Regions from separate parts of the Mus musculus genome. Here region 1 is linked to region 2. A link is a loop called in an ENCODE intact Hi-C map of the cell type or tissue named here. Cell type or tissue: left cerebral cortex. All regions are shown on one strand. Links, peaks and the distances in the headings refer to the core of each region. The heading gives the core; the rest is flanking DNA.

The links. A loop is a pair of places that touch in the nucleus more often than their neighbours do. Peaks named below come from ENCODE experiments on the same cell type or tissue, not always from the same donor. Only the 100,000 strongest peaks of a DNase experiment are listed, where the experiment ranks them.
Region 1: it touches region 2 in a loop (4-fold over the local background); 20 of 42 quality-filtered maps call a loop at or near these places.

The regions. Positions count from the first base shown.
Region 1 is chr1:38,857,181-38,869,053 of GRCm38, forward strand. It overlaps Chst10 (carbohydrate sulfotransferase 10), which reads right to left. Exons shown (of 7, transcript NM_145142.2): 6 at 10,801-10,906; 7 at 6,692-8,855. The coding sequence ends at 8,318. Among named protein-coding and RNA genes, the nearest start is that of Lonrf2, 26 kb to the left of the region's middle. In left cerebral cortex, for the core only: a CTCF peak has its summit at 5,231 (motif pointing right); DNase peaks (open chromatin) are centred at 3,878 and 5,224.
Region 2 is chr1:38,932,273-38,944,145 of GRCm38, forward strand. Nms (neuromedin S) reads left to right here and starts at 6,877. Exons shown (of 10, transcript NM_001011684.2): 1 at 6,877-7,089; 2 at 9,239-9,294; 3 at 9,595-9,645; 4 at 11,666-11,689; 5 at 11,784-11,837. The coding sequence starts at 7,014. In left cerebral cortex, for the core only: CTCF peaks have their summits at 2,623 (motif pointing left) and 4,713 (motif pointing left); a DNase peak (open chromatin) is centred at 4,675.

The sequences.
Region 1 (11,873 bases), core at 2,097-10,096, 74 kb before region 2:
TTTTTTTTTTTTTTTTTTTTGGTTTGTTTGTTTTTGGAGACAGTATAGCCCTGGCTGTCCTGGAACTCACTCTGTAGACCAAGCTGGCCTTGACCTCAGAAATCTGCCTGCCTCTGCCTCCCAAATGCTGGGATTAAAAGCGTGTGCCATCACTGCCTGGCATGAATCCTGGTTCCTCATGAGTCGATTTGTGTAATCTACCTATCTCTCTCTCTCTTTTGTTTTATCCTCCATGTAATATTGACATTGTTTCTAGTTTTGTACATTAGCAACTTCCTCAAAGTCATACCATTGATTTTTTTTTTCTTTCCATATAAAAATATGGAGGGCTGGGGTGTTGCCCAGTGGCAAAATACCTGGCTAGCATGTGTTAGCTCTGGGGTCAATCCCCGGCACCACATATATAGAATGAACATTTGTGACCCAGCAGCTATCCTACTGTACAAGACAACCTACTATCCATACAAAGACTTATGCATGTACTCATAGCCATCTCAACCACTGGAATAGGGGGTAACACCAGAAGCACCCAAATTTTTAATCAAGGACTGAATGGACAAGGGAAATGCTGTGTTCCCTTTGCACACACTATCCACCTGTGTTATGATGTAACCAACAGGCTGCACAACAGGGGTGACCCTAGGATACTCTGGATACCAAGGGAAAGAACCCATTCTCAGAATTTGTAACCCTAGGAACACAAAACTTCAGGAAAAGACGAAAGATATGTACACAGATAGATATGTAATTTCTTTGCAGGGGCTGGTGGGTGCTGACAGGAATCAGACAGGATTCTGTCTGAAGTGGAGGAGAGAGTAATAGGGAATGTCGGGTGCTACAAGTCTCTGGAGAAAGCATTCAGATCTATGGTGGCAGAAAGCGCTAGAGCCAGGAAAGACAGATAATGCTGGAAACCCACTCACTGTCCATAGCCCAGGTCTGGAGTCCAAGGATGAAACTTCGAGACTTACTGGGGCTCTGAGAAAGGAAGGATCCAGATAACACATGACTGGAGGTTTATGGAGACCCTGTGTTATTGTCCTAGTGCTGTGAAGACATGCCATGACCAAGGCAACTCTTATAAAGGAAAGCATTTAACTGGGGCCACACCTCCTAGTGCCTCTCAAATAGACTACTCCCTAGCAACCAAGCGTTCAAACATGTGAGCCTCAGGGAGCCATCTTTATTCAAACCACCACAAACACCATGTTCAAATGTCAACAAAATACAGCCTGTTATCGTCTGTGAGTATACACACCCGTGTGGCCTCTTGAGAAGTATGACTTGATTCCTGTACTGGCATGAAGCTTTTCAGTTTGAGTTAGGCACTACACGTTCGTTTATCATGTGCAAACCAAGGAGGAAGGCAGACGGAATGCTCCCCGCCAGCACTTGGATATCCAGCGTGTTCTCTGCAAGGACTTTGAAGTGATGCTTATGGGTTCTCACTCAGGCACTAAGAACTTTTTCTGACTTATGCATACTTAAATATATCATTACCAGGACAGTGCTGGAATGGGTAGCCATATTTCCTTCCTTCTTCTGTGCTCATTCAGATTCCACATGGAGACATATACTTCTCCCTTCTTTTAATCAGCTGGAGGAATTCATCCAGGGCTCTGGGTCTTAATTCTAGGCAGAGCCAGCTGGAAAGGAGATTCCTATGCCCCAATTTCCAAAGCAGTGTGATGTGATAGTAAGCTGCCCCATGCTCACATATCAGTCTTTTTAACATGTACAAAGACCCCCCCCCCCACCAAAGTATATATTAAACTTGTTAGTTTAAGGAACGGCAGAAAGTGTAGACTCTAGTACTTTTCTAAGGAAAGAGTAATAAGCAAACAGAAGAGAATACACAGTTAGAAAGTAGCAACTGTTGGGTCAGTAAAAGGGCTTAACCAGCGACGGGGCTTGTCGCCAAGCCTGATCACCTGCGTTCCATCCCTGGCTTCGCGTTCAGATGTTTAGTCTGTTATCATCATGACAGGAAGCATGATGACATGCAGGCAGACATGGTGCTGGACCGGTAGCTGAGAGTTCTACATGTGAATCCACAGGCAGCAGGAAGAGAGAGTGAGCCATTAGGCCTGGCTTAAGTGAAACCTCAAAGCCTCAACCCCAAACCCCCCAGTGACACACTTCCTCCAAAAAGCCACACCTCCTGTGAGTCTATGGGGCCATTTTTATTCAAACCACCATACACACCAATATAAAAGAAGTACCAAGGGAGTCAATGAAGTTCCCTAATGGAAACACTGGATAGTATATAGACATGCTCAGACATCTCCGTGCTTCTGGAGCCCAGTTCTGAGGCTTGGAAGCTACAGTGCTAAGCACAGACTCTCAGTCCTAGGAAATCATTGTTAAGACTTAAACCCTTTAAAAGCCCCATGTTGATCCCCTGATCCCAATAGGATGGGAACCCCTGCCTGCGAGATAGATTCAAAAGAAGTTATGATTGTGGGGCTCTGAAGATTTCTTTTAAGGGATGGGGAGACCAGAGCATACCCCTCCTTCTGCCTTTGAGGATGGCAAGACAGCCACCTGCAAGTCACCAAGGTTAGAGCCTGTCTGCACTTCATCTGGAACTTTCTAGCCTCTGGTCCAGTGAACACAGAATACTCCTGTTAAGCTTCCCACTGTATAGTGATCGATTCCAGTACCCCAGGTAGTGAGCTGGGAAGTTCTGGTTCCTTTGGAAAGTCAGTATGTCAAAGGGATGCTTTTCTGAAGCGGACACAGGTGAGAGGATGTTTTACTAAAACAAACATGTAAAAGGATGCGTGATGAAGGATGGATTCTTTGCTAACAACATGCATGCCTTGGTCTGCCTTACGCTGCATTGCAGAGCCCTGCTTGTCAAGACTTCATAGAAAGAAACACACCAAAAACCTTAGGTGGCATTCTGGGGCTTCTTGCCGCATCTGCAGACCCAGATTGATTGGCAGAGTGATGTCAGATGATCCAGACTCACCTGGAGTTTTGCTAAGACAGACTCACGTGGTGAGGCAAGACCTGTGAGAGGACACATGATGTTTGGAGGGAGTATAAATAGGAACCAATGGACAGTGGCAGGGGCTTGCGTAGCGAGCTTTGCAATGCTTCTTGGTCTCAAGTCTTTGCTGCTCTTCACTTTGTTGAGAGAGGCACAAAGAACTTCTCCTGGAGTCCTTGCTGGTCCTAACCATTCCTGCTGACTCAGCAGAGGCCTAGCTGTCTTTCTGCTAGGTTGTGCCATATCTGCTGACTCATGTTTGCTATCCCAGCAGTACTGAACTGGACTGCTGGTATATTCGTGAAGTGTTTATGAGTAGATCGAGCTGCCACTGCTGACTCCTGTGAACTAAACTGCTGATTTCCTGATGCTGCAGATTGGATTTGCTCCAAAGAATGATTTCTAAACAGGTCCACTTCCCCCGTATCCTGGTAACCTTTCTTTTCCACGACCTCTGGTGGGTGGTGGGCTACAAGGGAGGTTAAAACACTTTCGAATCCATATTAAATGTAGGTTTTGAAAAATCTAAGCTACAAGGCAGAGTAGGAGAGGCATCAACATTGAGAAACAGGCGCTGCTGTATTGCACATTTAACAATGTGGGAGCAGCTGCACAAATCAGGGATGGAGGAATTCTGAAGTGTATGCAACAGGTATGGCTGTTATAGGAGATTCTTGGGGTGTGTTCTGAGAACAGGGGACATAGAGAGAGCTTCCATCTTCTTAGAGAATATACCACAAAAATTGAGGCCTGGAGAGATGGCTCAGTGACTAACAGATTCTGCTATTCTTGCAGAGGACCTGAGTTCAGTCCCCAGCTGTTAGCATCAGAAGCTGTTTATAGTTAGCCTCAGAATCCAGCAATGATGTCATCCCCTAGGCAACAAGGACCCTTCTGCATCTGTTGCCATGGCAACAGCAGCACATGCCTCACCTGCATCACCTGGGTCACCTACATCACAGCCCAGATAAAAGACAAGAGGCCTCATCTCTCTCTTTCTCTTTCTCACTTCTTACCCGACTCCCCCCTTCAATAAAGGACTTCTCTTCATGGGAACTGTGCTGGCTTGGTGTGATCTGTCCAGGAACAAGCTGCTTTTCAACAAACACCAGCAGCCCCCATGATGGCTCATAACCCTCTCTGTAACTCTACTTCCACAGGATCTGATAACCTCTTCTGGTCTTCAAGTGCTCCTATACATGGTACACAGATATACTCAGACACACATCACAGGCACACGCTCGCACGCGCGTGCGACACACACACACACACACACACACACACACACACACACGGAGGAAATGTGGTGTCAAGGCCATTCTGGGGTGGTCTCAGAGAGACGTCAGAAACACATTGTTGAATGGAGTGGTAAAGAGCCTGGATGGAGTGTGTCTGTCTTGGGAATTTTGGGTGACAAGTAGAACTTGAAAGTGAACAGATCAAATATTTTGCTAAAATTTCTGGGCAGAGTGCTAGAGGAGTGGTGTGGTTTCTCACGACTTTCTATACAGACAGCTTCTAACTTAGGACTTTTTTTTTTTTTTTGGCCTAGGATATTTTGACTTTTTGGCTTTCTGATGGTGAGAAATCAATATCCATTCAGTGGAAATTGTACTTTGGATATTGATCCTTTACCTCAGATTGGCAACATGGAGCGCCAAACAGCAGCAGGAGCTGCCGGCTGGCCAATGACAGAAGTAAGAATGGATGCCCCACTGGGTGCTGTGTTGCTAAGCTACCATGCCCGTGGGCTAAGGTACTCAGTTTTTTGACTCAGGGTATTTTCAGCTTACAATGACTTTCTCAGGAAGTAACCATTACAGTCTGAGATCCACCTGCATGGGTAATTGTGAACACAGAGAAAAGAGTTCGAGGTTTAGTTACTAAGCAAAAGGTGCCAGCATATGAAGGTTTCAGATCAAGATGGCAAGAAATGGGAGGATACATTGAGACAGAACATAATGGTGTGGCTCCTCAACCATGACATGAGTGTGGGTGTGAGCTGAGGTCCTAACATTGCTCCTCTCTACAGCTCTGCATCTCTGCATCCAGCTTTGCATCTCTACAGCTCTGCTTGGTTGCTGCCTTGACTACATCTGAATGAACTAAACCCCAAGCAGCTGGGCACACCACTGAAGGGTTTTTCTTAATTTAATCTGAACCTTTTGAAGTAAGAAGTTCCACGTTTAATCTGGGTCACACCTTCTGCTGGCAACATTCTGCTGGACACTGGGGGGCGCTCGCTCTCTCTGCCTGCTCGCTCTTTCTGGCAAGACCATTCCTTTGTGGCATTAGAGCCTACTTTTTCATGATTCTTCCAAAAACTAGATCAGCTCAGGTATCTGGTCTCATGCACAGTACAACTACTGGACTTTGCACTGGTAGATAACTACTGCAGAAATAGCTGGGCCATAGTTTGTAAGCCATGCTAGTAAATCCATATGTACTGGCTAGTTTTGTGTCAACTTAACACAAGCTGGAGTTGTCACAGAGAAAGGAGCCTCCCTTGAGGAAATGCCTCCATGAGATCCAACTGTAAGGCATTTTCTCAATTAGTGATCAAGGGGGAAAGGCCCATTGTGGGTGGTGCCATCCCTGGGATGGTAGTCTTGGGTTCTATAAGAAAGCAAGCTGAGCAAGTGAAGGGAAGCAAGCCAGTAAGTAACATCCCTCCATGGCCTCTGCATCAGCTCCTGCTTCCTGACCTGCTTGAGTTCCAGTCCTGACTTCCTTTGGTGATCAACAGCAATGTGGAAGTGTAAGCTGAATAAACCCTTTCCTCCCCAACTGCTTCTTGGTCATGATGTTTTGTGCAGAAATAGAAACCCTAAGACACCTATATAGATATATAGATAAGAGATAGATACATGTGTGTATACATTCTATCCATACACACAGAAAGAGAATGATATCCCACCAGTTCTGTTCCTCTAGAGAACTAATACAGAAGTCAGGAATAGGGATGAAACTGCCTGCCAGCCTTAAAGAAAACAGACAAAACCAGGCAGGAGGGAAGAAAGCAGGCTGCTGCAAATAGCCAGTGTGCATTGAGAAAACCAGGGGCCCACAGATCAGAGCTGCTTCTCTTCCTGCAGCTACAAGGGAACCAGCTGAGGCTGCCAACACCGGACGACCAATGTCTTGCACAGTCTTTTGTGCACTTTCCAAAGCTTTAAGCTGAAGGGGTCAGGTCCATCCTGCAGAGCTGTGAAGGTGACTCTACTACCCCAGTGAGTCTAGGAGGTGAGCATGCTGCTGCCTTCCTGAAAAAAAGATGGTTTCTCAGCCATGAGACCCCATGTCAGATCAGGTGTGAGGGGCTGATGTGAGGTCTGAGGTCAGGCTTGGGGGTGCAACGCTCCCTCTGAGCTGCTTCTGAGCAGTGAGGGAAGAAGAGAGATCAAAGTCTGAATATAGCAGTGGTCCAAGGGCACAGGGAAAGGATGGCCTCCTTGAACGAAGGGGAAGAGGAATATGGTCCTGAAGACAAGAAGGATCTTCAAAGTCCTTGGGAGAGGGGTGTCAGGTTGAACCACTCTGGGGATACTGGTTGTCTGGAATTAGGAGCCATGTGTGGAGGTGGCCTGTTCCAGATGTAAGTGGTAGAAATATTTACTTGTTTGGCAAAGTGTGTTAGGAAAATGACCAGAATGCCAGGAACAAACAAACAAACAATCAAACCCAGATACACTTTTGTTTCTGAGAGAAAATGCTGCTTTAATCAAGATTGACTTGAAGACCTTAACCTCACACACACACATTATTGACACTGTTGCCTGTCAAAAAAACAGGAAAGAGATTTCTGATCAGCAAATTCAGGCCGGGAGGGATTTTTAAGTAGGCTTTGCTAAAACTTCACTAACAAATAACCCAACATCACGTTTACAGTTTATCAGTTCACAAGGAAGGGCTGAGCCTCCTTCCAGTCTGTAGCCCGATCCCTGGCCTCAAGAGTTACCAGGGGTCCTGGAGCCCCCTCCCCTGGGGATCATGGGTCAGATTTGGCACACATTTTAAATCTTATTTTACTTTCACATTTACAAGTTCGGGAAAGGCTTTTTGAGACTAGGGCTGTAGCCTTGAGGAGAAGCTAGCACGATTCCTCGCAACCCTGGGCCAGGGACTCACTGGGAGAAACTGCCCCATCATCTTTAATAGCCCTTTGCTGCTGGTTGGCAGCCGAGACTGCGGCTGTGGCTTTCTTCTTGCTGGGGCTGGCCTCAGTGCCATGATTGGTGACTTGTTACCTGTATGACATCACCAGAGGTGGCCTCACCCAGGATTTTATTGCTGATGAATCTGATTATCCAACTTGTGGTCTTTCAGTCGAGGATGGTGGCACTATTAGGCTCAGGGCCACAGGATCCCATCTTGCGACATGAACGGACTTGGCAGTCTGTAAACAGCACTGGACTCGGCAAAACAGGCATGGCACGCCTGTGTGTTGTCCTGACACGTCAGCAAGTGCATGTCTCTATCCGCTGGAAATGCTTTGTTTTCTTCACTCCCCTCTCAGGACAGGGAGGTTCATTCAGGAGACAGGTGGAAATGCCCCTGCTGCTCACACTGATGGGATAGTCGAAGACAAAAGCAGGGGTCAAAGACAACAGTACCCGATTTCACAGCAGCCTGAGTTCCCAGGACCGGCTGGTTCCTCCTCTTTCCCTGTGCCAAGTTCTAAGTCCTCAAAGGTGATGTTCCTATAACACCCTCACTTTCCAGAAGAGAAGAATGAAGCAGGTGCTTGTAGGGTCAGAGGTCCCAAAGAATGGGCTAGCCTGGGTCCTGAAAGGTCAGACTTCTCAAACTGTTTTGTGATTATGACCACCAAATGTCACAGGGCCTCAAGCTCAAGGAGAGTATGATCTGTATCTATGGCTACTGCTGTGTCAAGGTGAAAGAAAGAGGTATCATTCTGGCTTAGATTCGACACTGCATGGGTCCCAGTAACCTTTGCAGCCACTCAGCATCCCATCTCTCTTGAAAGTGCTGGGTCTGTACAATCCACAGGTCACGGGTGACACTACCCTAACACTGGCTAGCTGGCACGGTGCCGATGACATGACAGCTGAAGGAAGCAGGCTCCTAACACGTCCTCCTGGTCCGTCCATCTGTCTGCAAATATCCAGTCTTTCCTAACCTTTTATGGGGGTGACACAGGCTGGGGAGGGGGTCATCAGAGCATCTGTCACCTGAGCAGGTAATCAGAGCCCAACATCATCCGTGAACGGAACCATGGGACACGATAGAGGAAGTACCGTTTCTGTGCTCACATCTCACCTAGCCAACCCCTGATCTGGCAATATTCAAGGGTCTGACACATTAATTTAGCAAGAAATCTGGTTTCTGATACCCAAAGAGCTTGAAGTCCCCTTCAAAGCGGGCATAGAGACGCCGGATGTCTCGTTTGCTGATGCCCAGGAAGTACTGTTCTACCTTGGTTCTGTTGTACATGGTGATGCCCGGAGGGATGGTGGGGTATGACACCAGATGGTCTATGCCAGCTTCTTTCAGGATGTACGGGGCATCTGCCTCCAGGGTCTCATGGTGTCCGACCACACTGTACTTGATCTCACAGGGCGCACAGAGTTCAACGTAGGTCACCCAGTGGATGATATGGTCCCCAAACTGAAGGTCTAACCACCTGCGGTTTGGATCACCCAGGTAGCGCACAAAATCTTCAAACTGGATCCCCCGGGTCTCTGTCCGGTTCTTCCGGTACTTTCTAATAATGCCTGGGGCTATCTCATGCCTGTACCAAGGCTCGAATCGAGGATTGTGAACAAACTTATCCTTAAAGGCAGAAATCAGTCTTTCAAAGGGATCTCTCACAATAAAAAACTTGAAGTATGTTTTCAATCTGAGGAAGAAAAAATAAGGTCAGAGATGAGGCAAATGCTCCAAGAGGTAATAGATAAGAGGGTAGGAGAGAGAGTCACACCAGGCTAGGCCCTGCGGAGTATGTCTCAAGTGCACAGTGCACTCTGAGTACGATGCACTGAACTTTGCTACCAACCCATTCTACAGGTGAGGAAACAGAGGCTTAGCAAACCAGGAAGCCTCTGAGGTTGATGTGAAACTGTTGAATCAAAGGTTTGTTTTACTTGGCTGATTGGAAACTTCAAAACCTTTTACGAGTTTGGTTCCTGGGCAGGAAATCTTTAGGGCTGGAAGTGTGAGTCCGTATTTAATGAGGCTGGAGGCTTATTTTATGGGCATAGCTTTAAAGATTCCAGCCCAAACTCTCAGGGGTTATAAAAATGAAAGGGAAGAGTTGGATCCAGGCCACACAGTTCCCATAGGAAGATGCCCCAGGCAAGCAGCAGCACAGTAGGGGCACGGGCTCTAAGGGCCTGTGGTGGTGTGGCAGGGGCAACAGAGATAGCAGTGTCTGTGGCAACGCTACCCCCATGGCGCACTTACCTGAAAGCCAGAAGCTCTTTGTTGTCCATGAGCTGCCTGTCTTAATTTATGCAGTCTCACCAAGCCCCATGAAGATTCCCTTAGAGCCCAGGCCACACCTAGGACAATTTCTGGCCTAAGTTTGTAGAGTTGTGAAGACTGAGTTACCCAAGGCCAGAAGCAACAAAGAACAAAGGGCTGAGAAGCAAGGAGGGCCAAGCCCAGGCTGGACCTGACACTGAGGGGCAGTTCTTGTATTCTGACCCCTTCAGTCTGGCTCTGTAAAGCCACCTTACAGCTAAAAGGGAGAACTTTGCCTCTCATCCGCTGCTGACTATACTGCCATTGTCTAAGGGGCTTGTCTTCTGTGATGGACCTGAACACACTACTACCCCAGTGGGAAGTACATGCAGACGTGGGCATGGTACCCTGGCAAAGTGTACAGCACTTTTATATATATATATATATATATATATATATATATATATATATATAATGGAGAAATGATCCTATTTAGTAAGGAATCCATAAGAACTTAACAAAACTGAAACACAAAGTGCTACCCACTTCTGGCAATAATCGGATGCACACTTTAATGGCCTTTGTGACGAGTTGGGAAAGGGATTCTGAAGTTCTCAGGAGGCTGAGATATGCAGTGAACAGGACACTAAGAACACTGTTGGCTGCTGCATGCCAACACAAAACAGTGGGCCCCATGGTCCCCACGGCCCTGTGCATCACACAGCAAGCACAAACTGAGCCTGGAGCCCTGTGGACCACACAGCAAGTGCAGACTGAGCCTGGAGACCTGTGGATCACACAGCAAGGACAGACTGATCCTGGAGCCCTGTGGATCACACAGCAAGGACAGACTGAGCCTGGGGCCCTGTGGATCACACAGCAAGTGCAGACTGAGCCTGGGGCCCTGTGCATCACACAGCAAGCACAAACTGAGCCTGGAGCCCTGTGGATCACATAGCAAGGAAAGACTGAGCCTGGAGCCCTGTGGACCACACAGCAAGTGCAGACTGAGCCTGGAGCCCTGTGGACCACACAGCAAGTGCAGACTGAACCTGGGGCCCTGTGAATCACACAGCAAGTACAGACTGAGCCTGGAGCCCTGTGAATCACACAGCAAGTACAGACTGAGCCTGGAGCCCTGTGGACCACACAGCAAGTACAGACTGAGCCTGGAGCCCTGTGGACCACACAGCAAGTGCAGACTGAACCTGGGGCCCTGTGGATCACACAGCAAGTGCAGACTGAGCCTGGAGCCCTGTGGACCACACAGTAAGTACAGACTGAATCTGGAGCCCTGTGGACCACACAGCAAGTATGGACTGAGCCTGGGGTTTTGCTGAAAAATCACCCTTCCCCTTCCCCTCTGAAGAAGTTGCCCTTACCGCTTCTGAATTCCTATTTTGCTGAAGGAAGAGAGGCGTGGAAGGCCATTTTTCTCATGGTCATGGACTACATTTTCAGGAATCTCTTCAATGGAAGAAAATGCTCCTGGGGGGAACAAGAGGAAAGGGTGCATGGGTTACTTCAGTCTGACCCTTACAGGTGCCATCAGTGTCATCCCAGGCCCCACAAGCTCCATAGCACACAGGAGAAGCCCACAACCAATGTCCATGTGTACACTCCTGAACTCCAGCTGTCCTGCTGGAGGCAGTAACATAATGGAGAGCCGTTCTTCTATCCAGCAGCTGACTGAAGGAAAGAAGTTTCTGTTGGGAAAGGGAAGGAAACAAAAAGAATATTGACCCCCACGGCCCTGTTGATGTACCTAGGAGGCTAAATCTTCCTAAAGCTGGTATTGCTCTTTCTATCTGATCTCTGAGATGGCAGGAGATGCTGGAGGGACATGGCATGGAGCACGTACGTATCCAGCTATGCCCCTCATCTCCATGGCAGACTGTGCTCTTACAGCACAGGACTTCCAGAGCATCAGTGTCTCACAAACCTCATGGCAACCCACACGGCAAATGACAAAGGTTCTGCAGTTCTGATGCTAAGGTCCTGCTCCCCAGTTGGTTCTTGGTCTGTCAGTAAAGAAGCCATGGGCCAATTGCTGGACGGGAGGGATAGGTGGGACTTCTGGAGGCAAGGGGAGAGAGAGAGAGGGAGAGAGAGAGAGAGAGAGAGAGAGAGAGAGAGAGAGAGAGAGAGAGAGAGACCACAAGGAGAGGAGAGGCAGTGTGCCATGCTTTTGAGGGAGATCTCCGGTGGAGTGGCCATACAGGCAGGGGCCGGGGATGTTTAGCTGAGACTTGATGTAACTGAGCAACTAAAGTTTAGGGCAGGTAGAGAGGTGTGGAGATAAGAATATTGATAAAGGGCACACTTCTCCAGGTGGGAGAAAAGTAGCGTCCAGTAATTGTGTCAAAAGGCCAGTTGAAACAGAACAACTGCCTGTGTGTCTTTAATCCATGGATTCAAGGGAAGCGGGTAGGGGCTGGTAGCACAATCCAGCAAA
Region 2 (11,873 bases), core at 1,219-9,218:
TCCACACAGGTGCATGACATCTGTGTCCCCACACATGTCTACCCATGGACACAGTCTCCCTCTCCCTCTCCCTCTCCCTCTCCCCCTCTCCCCTCCCCCTCCCTCTCCCCTTCCCCTCTCTACCCCCCCCCTCTCTCTCTCACACACACACACACACACACACAAAGGGACAAAACAATCTGAAAACTTTATCTTACAGACAATACCAAACTTGTGCCTTTTTGTTTGTTTATGATCACATGAAAGCAATCCATGCCCAATAGAAACTACTGAGTTTGAGCTTTAATGCTTTCCTGAGCTGCCAGCATGCTGGGCACTGGTAGACACGACTCCCTGTCAGCCTCATGATCCCAATGGGAAAGGGTGTGCAGCTGCCAAGCCAGGATATCTAGTAGGTTGGATATGCTAAATACATTTTCAACTTATGTGATTTTTAACCCTATCCTAAGTCAAGGTACATCTGTGCTTACCTGCCCTAGACACGAGAGGTATGCTATTCCACAAAGGACCATGTGCAAAGACACCAGAATGGCCAGGAAGCAGAATGCAGAGGTGAAGGTAAGACTGAAGCTAATTGGTGCTTCTGAACAAAGAAAGGCAAGGCAGAACTACTAAGAGGCACAGGGCACCATACTGTAATAATTTTCCAGACTTTAGGAAAGAGTGGGGCCTCCTGCATGTCTGCGACACCCCTCTGGGATGCTGAAGTCAGAGCATCCTCTGTGGTGTTGAGACCCAGTGGAATAGTCATGAGCTCTAGATTGTTAGTTTGCACATGAAAGGCAGGAGTCAGTCCATTTTCCATACAGCAACAATGTAGTGTGTAGTTTTTGCTACCTCTCTTTAAGCTCCAGGCAGATGGGGCTCTGCCCAGATTCCCTAGGATCCATGAGTGAAAGACACACACATTAGCTTATTTTTCAACCTGCCTTATTGGCTCAATAGCTGGGTGTTTCTCATGTCCTGTGGCTAGCATGCCTTTCCCAATACTCTTAGCTTAGCACCCTAAAGCTGCCCTCAACTTTAGTTGCACAGTTATCTTCTCCTTAATCAACAACCCAACACTGCCTCCTCTTAGTTGCATTTCTAATCTCCCACCTGGGGAAGTGGCCCAAGATCTCACATGGCTGGTCACCTTTTCTCCCTCTGAAGCATGGCAAAAATCAACCTTTCTCTTCCTGCATCTCTTAGCCTGCCTGAGGGGATCTAGAAGGCCTGCCTCTTTACTTCCACCCAGCAATTGACCCCTGGCATCTTTTTTGATCAATCAAGAACCAATTGGGGAACAGGACTTTAGCATCAGAACCACTCCCTATGCAAGATAGCCCAGATCAACAACCAAAAATGAGGGAAGATTTACTTTGACTCAAAGGTTTAGCTCATGCTACCTTGGCCCCATTCCTTTGAGGGTGTAATGGAAGAAAGATGTTTATCTCCAAGAGGCCAGGATCTAAAAATGACAGGAAGGAGCCCTCTGATTTCCTCTTCAAAGACTGACTCTCAATGGCCTAACTTCTTTTTATTAGAGTTTATCTCCTAAAGTGTCCTCCACCTTGCAGCATTGCCACAGGCTGGGAATCAAGCCAACAAGCCATGCATTCTTGGAGGAGACCTTGCAGATCTAAGCTGAGTCTTGGCTGAGTCTTGTGACCTCTAGGAATTGAGAGTCATGGGAAGAGAGCTCTCCAGGCATGAAGTTGGGGTTTTAATTTAAAAAAAAATTATGCTGTGCATGTACCTTGCCACTGACCTGTACCACAACTCCAGAAGAGGTTCTGGATGTATCAGCATAGCATACAGAAAATAGAGAGGCATTCACAGTACATGTGTGTGTGTGCGTGTGTGTGTGCTTGTTCGTGTGCGTGTGCACACACATGAGCACATATTAGGTTTAGTTCATTAATGTGCTGGAATTTATAGCTTGCAATAGAAAATGGAGTTTTGTTTTTGCCAAATAATTGGCCACTTGTCCATAACAACATTTAGTTTGGCATTACCGCAGATGTGACCTTTTCTCTGTATTATTAAACTGATGGGTGTGTTTAAAGAGGCTCTATTCCACTTTTATTACCCATTGTTCATAAGTAGATCAATAACAAAGTCACCCACAGTATCACAATCACTGCTACTTTAGAGAGCATTGTGACATTGGTAAAGGGTTGGTCCCCCCTAAGAAAATTACACCTGAAAATTGTTTTCTTTAAAGTCTGATCAAAGTTCCCCACCTCTTTCCAATAAATATGTTGTTTCCCAAGTTAATTTTAGGTGTTTCAGAAGTTGGTGGAAAAGCAACTTTGAATTTTTACTATGACCAGCTACTTTTGTAGATTAGTTTGTCATTCATTAAACCTCTGGCAGCATCAAATCTTTTCGGGTAAACACTGCTTCAGTTTTTCACTTGTTCTTGCTTGCTCTCCAGCAACGCTGTAAGGTTTTGCCAGTGTCCTGTATAGTCATCTTTCCACTTAGGCTTTGGTCTGTTGCTAGGGAAATGGCTCATTGGTTAAGAGCCGGTCCTGCTCGTCTAGGGAATCTGAGTTCAGCTCCCACTGGCCACCCAGGTCAGGTGGCTCTCAACGACCTGTAACGCCAGCTGCAGGAGGTCCAGTGCCCTCTTCTGGGATTCTAGGGTACTGCACTGATATCCAATTTCTCTGTGTCTCTCTCTTGAAAGTAGTATGAGAGTTTCCAATTTCCACATCTTGATTTTACTCTTTTATTGATTTGACTAGGAAATCCCTTTGTGTCTGCTTCCTTCTGCTTGAGTAGCTGCAATAAAACACTATAGATTGGGGCCTTCAAAAGAAGAGATCAATATTTTCACAGCTGTGCATGTTGGGTTTCTGGTAGACCGCTCTCCTTGGTTTGTGGCTGGAAGATCTCCCTTCCCACAGTGGGCTCTCATAGCCTTTCCTCTGTGTGCTGGAAAGGCTAGAAGAAATCTCTCTTATAACTCCATTTAACTGTCTATTGAAGGCTCCAGTTCTCTGTACAGTTACACTGTGGCGTAGATCTTCAACACAATATTAATCATCGAGGGCACACACTGCCCATAGCAGCGTAACAAAGAATGGTATAATTACAGTATTTTTTCTTACAGCTTTATATTTTTGAATTAACATTACAAGTGATAATTTCCTTCTTGTCTTAAATAGCTGAGAACTAGTGTGGACCAGATATGCATATGCAAATCTATAAAGAGTCTGAGAATTAATATGAACAAAACATGCTTGTTTTTAATTATTCATTGTGGTGGCTTATTTGGGAAAAAAATGTGTATCTTTTAGACACAGACCGGATGTCCAAGAAGCAGCTGCTGATAGAAAACAGAGCTGCCATGCAAGTTTGCTACTATGGGCATATGGAGTCTCGAGCGCTTGTAAGCGGTTTACAATTAAAAAGTACTTCTTTATATTTAACTTTCATTCAGTGAAGACTTTCTGTTAGGCAATGAGCATATTTTAATAAAAATGGCATAGTCTCAGATTGGGGTGTAACTAAAATAAGTTATTCTTAAACTAAAATTTTACATATTATAATAAATGTAAGTCTCGGGGGCTGGTGAGATGGCTCAGTGGGTAAGAGCACCCGACTGCTCTTCCGAAGGTCAGGAGTTCAAATCCCAGCAACCACATGGTGGCTCACAACCATCCGTAACGAGATCTGACTCCCTCTTCTGGAGTGTCTGAGGACAGCTACAGTGTACTTACAATAAATAAATAAATAAATCTTTAAAAAAAAAATAAATAAATGTAAGTCTCTATTTCTTGCTGAGCTATGGGAAGAGAAAAATTATGATAAAAGAGACTTCATTATTCCCATTCTGTTATGAATGGAAACCCGCTTGGAAAATATGACATTTAAAGACACAAATAATTTCTTATGAGAAACTCTCACTCGAAATTATTTTAAAAAATAACATCTGTATTAAGAGTTTTAAAGAATTTCATACAATATATTTGGATTATGTTGAACCTTCAACTTCTCCCAGTAACTCCAGCCAGATCCACACTATATAAGTCAGGATTCTCTAGAGAACAGAATTTACAGAATATCTATCATCTATCTATCTATCTATCTATCTATCTATCTATCTATCTATCATCTCTTATGTGTTCATGTGTGCATGTACATATGATTTATTAAATCTATTAAATTCATATAATTTAATAATTAATAATTTTATAACAGTGTATAATGTAATGTATTATATAATAATTATATAATTCAATAATTTATATAATTTAATAATAATTAATTGTTAAATTTATTATGATGGCTGGCAAACGCTGGTCCAGGTAGTCTAACAATGGCTGCCTACAAATGGAAAGCCCAAGAATTAAGAAGTGTTTAGTTTATGAGGATGGATGTCCCAGCTGATCTTCAGTTCTGGATTAGAAGTGGGTCTTCCCATCTCACACGATTTAATTCCGAAGAAAATCCCTTGTAGGTGGGCCTAACCATTTTGGGTTTTGGGTAATTCTAGACATAACCAAGTTGACAATCAAGAGTAGCCATCACACATCCCTACCCCCTTACCAACTTTGTGTTTGGTTTCTTTTTAAATAACCCAACGATTCCAATGTGTACTTTCCACACACTGCTGGGTGTGGGGTCATCCACTGGCACATACCTACCGGGAGCCACAACTTTAAAGAAAACTGATTTCCCTCTGTCAGAAGTGGTCAATTCTCCACAGCGCCCTCGTGTGGTTGTGAGCTAGAATGCTGACTGGCTTGATCTTGTCTTGAGGTCACCTCAGCTCATGAGCGCAGTGGTCTCAAGTGGCACATTTTCAGCGTGCTCCTCCCAACCACTGGATCTTATGGTCTTTGCCCTCTTTCTCTGTGGTGCCTAAGACTTTGGGGAGGAAGGAGAATGCCCCATTTGTGACTGAGCATTGCACAGATACGAATTCTCTGTATTTTGACCAGCCGTGAGTGAATCTCTGCCTTGACTGCTGACCACTGAATAAACTTCTGCGATGAATCTGAGAACTGCACTGATCAGAATTGTTCTTACAAAGTTCATTTATTTAAAATGAAATTCGGCAGATCGAGTCAACTTTTAAAGCAGTTTATAAAATGTAGAAAACGCGTCAAAGAGAAACAAGTATTAATACATTTGATGTACATTGTAATAATCAATTGACTATCATGTAACCTCTGGAAGGGTAAAATTAAATATATATATATACATATATATATATATATATCCCTAAAATATTTGATGACATATGTGTGATTATTCTGGCAAGAAGCAGAAGATTTCATTAATTTATTTCTTTTCTATCTCATGTAACTCCCCAAAGGGTTCATTTTGTTAAAAGCAATTTATCAACCCAAATCCCATTATCTGTGGACCCCCGACACAGATTCAGCTGCCCTTCCTGTCAATTTCTTGCAGCAGCTGAGTGACCTCCAGTCAGTTCCTTAATAATTCCTGGCTCCAGTCTTCCCATTCATAAAATTAGAATAAGATCTGTGTACTATGAGTTTTCTCTGTTAATTAAAAGCTAGCCTGCCTGGGGATGGGAGCAGTTCCCAGCATGTAGGAACTCAGCACATGACACCAATTCATCTTCAGTATTAAGTAACCATGGTTTAAAAACCAGGTTTTTTAATTACTGACTTTGAAATAATAACTTGTCTGTAGAAGTGAATCTAAAAATAATCTTAAAGAGGCAAATTTCCAACCATGATTATTTATGTATGTTATTTCGTTTTGAGACAAAGTCTCAATGTGGCCCTGGCTGGTCTGAAATGCACAAGAGTTCTACCTGTCCCTTGCCTCCCAAGTGCTGCTATTAAAGGAGTGTTCCATCACAATTGCCTGTGACTGTAGACAGTGAGATTTTGGTTACTCAATTACTTTTTTTTTCTTTTTGGTTTTTCAAGACAGAGTTTCTCTGAGTAGTCCCAGCTGTCCTGGAACTCACTCTGTAAACCAGGCTGGCCTCAAACTCAGAAATCTGCCTGCCTCTGCCTCCCAAGTGCTCAATTACTTTTTAAATAAGTATTTCTTTTACTGAGTTCACAATATAATCAGACCATTCCCTCTTCTTTCCCATTCATCTGTCCATGCCCTTTCAAATCCATGACTGCTTTCTAATTAAATGTTAATATATACATGTATACACATATATATATATATATATATATATATATATATATATATATAAACACATAAGAAAACCTCCACCACCCATATGCTATTTGTATATATGTTTTCAGGACTAACTAACCATTTAATATTGTATAATTAATTGTTGTTCTCTTCCCCGGGTCAGACTACTTCTCCCACTCTCAGCCTTCCTTAGTTTCCCAAAGGTCTTTGTGCAGGGTTGAGGGCTCCCTGGACTTCCCCGCCCACATTAGCATGTCTGTTGCTATCACCCTTGTTCCGCTCATCCTTAGGCAGTCATGTCGATGAACTACTTTTTTCTATAAAGGAACTTCCAGTGAGTTAGACATGGGATAATTCTTATTGAACTTTATATAATCTGTCATGTTATATCCAGGATTCCTTCTTAGATGCACCAAAGACCACAAGATGCCATTCGTCACTATGAGAAAATAAACAGCTTTTTAGGAACACATGCAAGAGTTTATGGATTTATGTCCAGCCTTATGGTTTAGAAAGAAAGGAGAACAGGCCTTCCCTGAGTCAGAAGTTTTTCTCAAACCATTATAGAATAACAATTATGACTCTCCACTTCTTATTTGTATTGCTGGCTCGAAAAAGATGACTCTACAATGCTTACACTCGGCGGATATTATTCTACAAATAAGGGCTCAGCATGACATTTATGAGAAAGCCAGGGTCCTCCTGCGCAACGCTGATTGGTGCTCAGCCAATGGGCTCTAGGATTCTGCCAATAAAGGCTCCTACTGCCCTGGGCTGGATAGATGCAGGGCAGAGGGTCATCTCTGCCTCTGGACCCTCGGGAAATGCTCATCACCTCTCTGAACAGAACGTATCTGTGGTCTGCAAAGAGAATCCAGAGCTTGAAGATGAAACACCCGCTCCCCCACTATTCTCCAATCCTGTTCATCTACTGCTTCTGTATGCTACAGATTCCCTCCTCAGGTAAGGGGACTGAGTTCTGTGGAAGACTGGCGCAGATCTTTACCCGTCAGGGTAGTTCTCAAGCTTCCTTCCTTTACCTACCTTCACATCTGTCCTCCTGTTTAGAGGAGCGGCACTTGTGTCTAACCGGAGTGATGGACACGGTGAGAAGCCACAGCCCCTTATCCAGAGATACTCAGATCAAACAATTCTTGCCCCAGGAGTGTCCTGATTTTGTGGTTGCTGAAACTGAAGAGGGTATGGTCTCTATGTGAGTTGGGGGAAGACCCTTCTTAGTGGTCTGTTTCAGAGATAACACAGGGAGGGAAACTGGGTTTAAAGTCCCCCAAACTGAAAGGTGATGGGCAGCTGAAGAGAGAGGAGAGCAACTGTGCAGACAGAAAGAATTCTATCAGGGAAATTGGAAGGTGAGCGTCCCTCGGACGCTGTCCACGGTGCTGACCGGGTGCTGCATCTCTGGTTTTTGGGCAGTTTATAGGGAGTCAGAAGTGGGGAGAAGGGTCTGAAGTCCTTGATCAGATCAGCATCTCCAGGGAGTTTGCCACAGAGTGCAGGAAACTAGGCTATTGATGGAGAGCCATGATTGGAAACAGGGACTATTAAGACTTTTCCATTAGAATTTTGATTTAGAGGCATAGGGAACCTTGGGAAAACACAGTGTTTGTTTTCTCTTAAAGAGTAATTGCAGCACTTGGCCACTGTGAGACATGGTATTATCTTAACATCTCCAGAGCATCAGGTATCCTCTATGGTTCCCAGCTCATCTTCTAGACAATGTTCAGTTACTTTGTCTAACCTTCAGCTCACTGACAGCCCCAGACAATCAGCTGCTGCCCCTCTGGATTCTTATAAAATCTTGCTCATGGTTTGCTTTTGAAATTTTGGTTTTTAATCTAATTGTCTGCATATTTCTATCCATCCTCCCCTATTTTTCTATTTGATTTGGTCTTCATCTTTGTATTAACACAGACTTCTCAGTAAGACCTCGTGGGGTTGGTTTGCAGTACCTCCTGTTATCAAATGATCACAATCATAAAAAATATATTTATACTAAGCTGCAACATCCTAACATCTGATTTCAAAACAGGCATTCTTGTTAAGATCTGCAGAGCTATGCAGGATTCAATGAAGATTCCTTGCTTGTGACAGTTCTCAAAATAATTGAAGAGATTTAACATATACATTCTAATTTCTGTCCTTCTAGAGAAAACTATATGCACCTTTAATTCTACATTACTTTGTATCCTTTCAAGTCAGGTGTTATTCTTCAAGGCTTGAACATTATTGTTAAAATATGCCAGAATATTGGTTTGGCTTTCTCTTGACTCAGATTGCAGAGAGCAAATAGCTGCCACTGTGTGTGTGTGTGTATGTGTATGCATGTATCTGTGCATGCCTGTATGTATGTGTCTGTGTATATGTGTGTGCATGCATGTATGTGTGTATATATGTATGTATTATGTTGTTGTTAGAATAAATTTCTCTTGAGCCATATGGCCCCTGTTCCATATTTTAAGATATAAAAGTTCAGGACATTGTATGTATTTATTAATCTTATTTTGTTGGTGCTGACCTACCTCATGGATTCAATTACATAAACCCCTGAGTGTTATATCATGTGCAAATGAAAAGACAGGTTCATTTATCAGAAGGGAGCTGGAAGGCTCCAACTACATGCTAGTAGCAATTCTCTCCAGAACTCTGCTCCTGGAGGTGCTGATGGAACAGAGGCAGGCACCTGCATGTCTTAAAAGCCCTGATTAGATACACATTCTTTATTGGTATTGCTTTCTGATATTTGATCCTCACAGATTCCACCAAAGTAGAAACTTGCTTGCTCTTAAGTGTTTCCCCTTTCTTTCTTGATTTGCTAACAGATGGACTAGAAACTCCCATTTAGTTGAGCACATGCAGTTTTAGAATACTGTTGTTACACATCTTGGATTTGAGTACACTAGGAAGAGGTAGCTTGCCTTTTCCTCTTAGCAGTACCTTCTGTTACATTCGTAAGTGCTACCTTCTCAATGACTTCTTTTGCTCAGCTGTGTGATGGAGTCTATTAAGACCTGCGTATTTTTTATGGCATGGGTGCTGAAGCAAATGCTATGGCCTCTTCTGGAACTGATGTTTTGACTGTCTCTTGTTACAGGAGCTTCCCCACCTTTAGCTGATTCTCCCGACGGCTTGGATATTGTGGATCCTGAGGTATGCTATTATGCAGCACTGTGAGATTTGCACTTATTCCCAGCTTTGAAAATATCATGTAGTTAATGTTCACTTAAAACTATTTTAATACCAGGTATTTAGCTGCAGCAGGAATTCAGTGTGATTGCTGCACGGCCTCATTTGCGACACCCTGAGAGCCAAATTGAAATATTGCATGAGGAGATGATTCAAGGTTCATAAATGGAACAATTTTAGAGTTTTAATTATGCTGTAAGAGAATTCTATTAACTAAAGAATTTATTCTTGTGTTTGATTTAGTTTCCTCATTTTGTCTTTTAGCGACTGGCATACTTTCTGAAGCAGAGGGAAATACATTCTAACCAACCTAAGGTAAAAATCATACATATGCTAGCTCTTGTGGTTACATTAGTATATATGTTTACATCATAACTTTTTAGTAAATGATGCTTTAGCTGTCTACTAGAGGATGTTCTGTATTTGTATATGTGTGTGTATAAAAATACAGTTTCAGGAAAAAAAAATCAAGTTTTTCCTTTTGATACAAACTACCACAAAATATTGGTACTTCATGTGTATTCTTAAAATCATATTATCTATGTAATAAAATTAATTATATGTCCATGACTTAAATATCATAGATTGGTGCATTATGGCATAACAGTTCTCCAACACCGTGGGTCCTGTAAAGCACCACACCTAACAGTAACTGTAGGAATCACAGTTACCAGCGACTCAGTAGATACAAAGTTGATGTTGATGCATTGAAAACTGAGGAGAGTGGTCCTGCATAGTTCACAATTCTCAGTGAAGCCTTGAGCAACATTTTCTCTCTACTCACTTCCCCAATCCTCAGCATCACACACTCCAGCCGCACCCCTCAGGGTCTCTCAAACACACCGGACCCTTCAGATCTTTAGACAGCCTTTTCTTTTGCCTCCCTCAGAGCCTGTAGCTACATCCCATGCTCTCAGACTAGGCTGTCCAACCCTGGCAGTGTCTTGATCTCTCTGTGCCTTAGTTGGCTTGTCTGTTCCATGTGTGTAATTGAAGCAACAGCTCCAGTTATCCTGACCAAGTGCTTCAACACCTGTGATATGCTTTCAATGGCGCCCACAGCATGGTAAATGACAGCCACCAGGTGCCTCTTGTTGCAGCTACTTCCTATTCAAAATTTAAGGGTCTCTCTCTCTCTCTCTCTCTCTCTCTCTCTCTCTCTCTCTCTCTCTCTCTCTCTCTCCCCTCTCTCTCTCCCTCTCTCTCGATATCTTCATGAAAATATCAGGCTTGCATCTTGTTTTCAATTTGCCACTATGCATATGTTTGGGAATGATGACTGTAGACGTTTCTTATTGCCTTGGTCTCTGGACCAAGTCTCAAAGCAAGACTTGGAGTTCTCCACCCATTTGCACTACCTCCCTACCTTGCACCACAGTGGCTTCCACGTTCTTCATGTAAGCACTGTGGTGTCCCCACATAAGCAGGGACAGTGGAAGTGCAACTGTCCCACTGCCAGCTGCAGCATTCAAACGGATTATGGGGCTTCTAGGCACAAGGACCTAATTAAAATGAATTTCCTTTTATGGTTTTCATTTCCCCAATACCTACCACACCCATTATTTCTGGTTACAGAGCAAGTAGTTGCTCAATTAATGAAAATGCCACTATTTTCAAATTATGAATAGAAAGGCAATGGCTCTTCTTGACTTCCTTGTTGCCCCCAACTCTCCTGTGTTTGGGATGAGTCTCTGGAACTCCTCACGTGCTCCCTCTCCGTCCCCCACAGACCAGGGTGGTGTCTGCAGGAGACGTCCATGATCACGTAAATCGGGAGTGGTTGCATTCTACCACTGATGTCACCAGCAGACACCAGGGCTCTGCTTGCTTGGTTACCTTCTGACATCAGAAGGACTTTAGACAGGAAAAGGCTAATAGGTTCTGTGGATAGAGAGCCATTTCTTCATTAACTCAGAAGAGATGCTTGAGGTCAGAGCAGTGACAGGTCCTGGGGATGGAGTAATGATCCACACAAGACAGCCTGCCTCATGATGTGTGCATTACAGTTGGGGAAAGCAGGTGAAAGGCTACATGAGGAAAGCTTGACACCGATTTTTCTACAAAAAGAAAAAAGTATTGGGGACTGACTATGTTGTCTTTTATAACTTATCTCTTTTTACCTTTTCAATCCCAGGGAAAAGGAGATTGAAAAGGTAAAAAGAGATAAGTTATAAAAGACAACATAGTCTTGAAAGCCTGTGGCAACCACACTCTCAGCTGTTTTATAATATTTGGGTAAATCCAGTCAGGCTTGTAGCATGACTTACACCGAAAACGTCATCAGAAAGCTGCTCCAGTGAAACTCCACATAACCTTCCTTTCAATTCTCTTCCAGGAAAACCAGGATGTATACAAAAGGGTGAGGACCTCACAGTGCCTAACACATTCTCTGGGTCATGTCTGGGGCAAGTGACACTTGGTGCTAATACGTACCCTTTTCTTTTTCTATCTAGTTTTTATTTCACTACTCCAGAACTCGGAAACCGACACATCCAGTTAGCGCTGAGGTCCGTACTTCATGAACTTCCTGTAAAACCCATGCT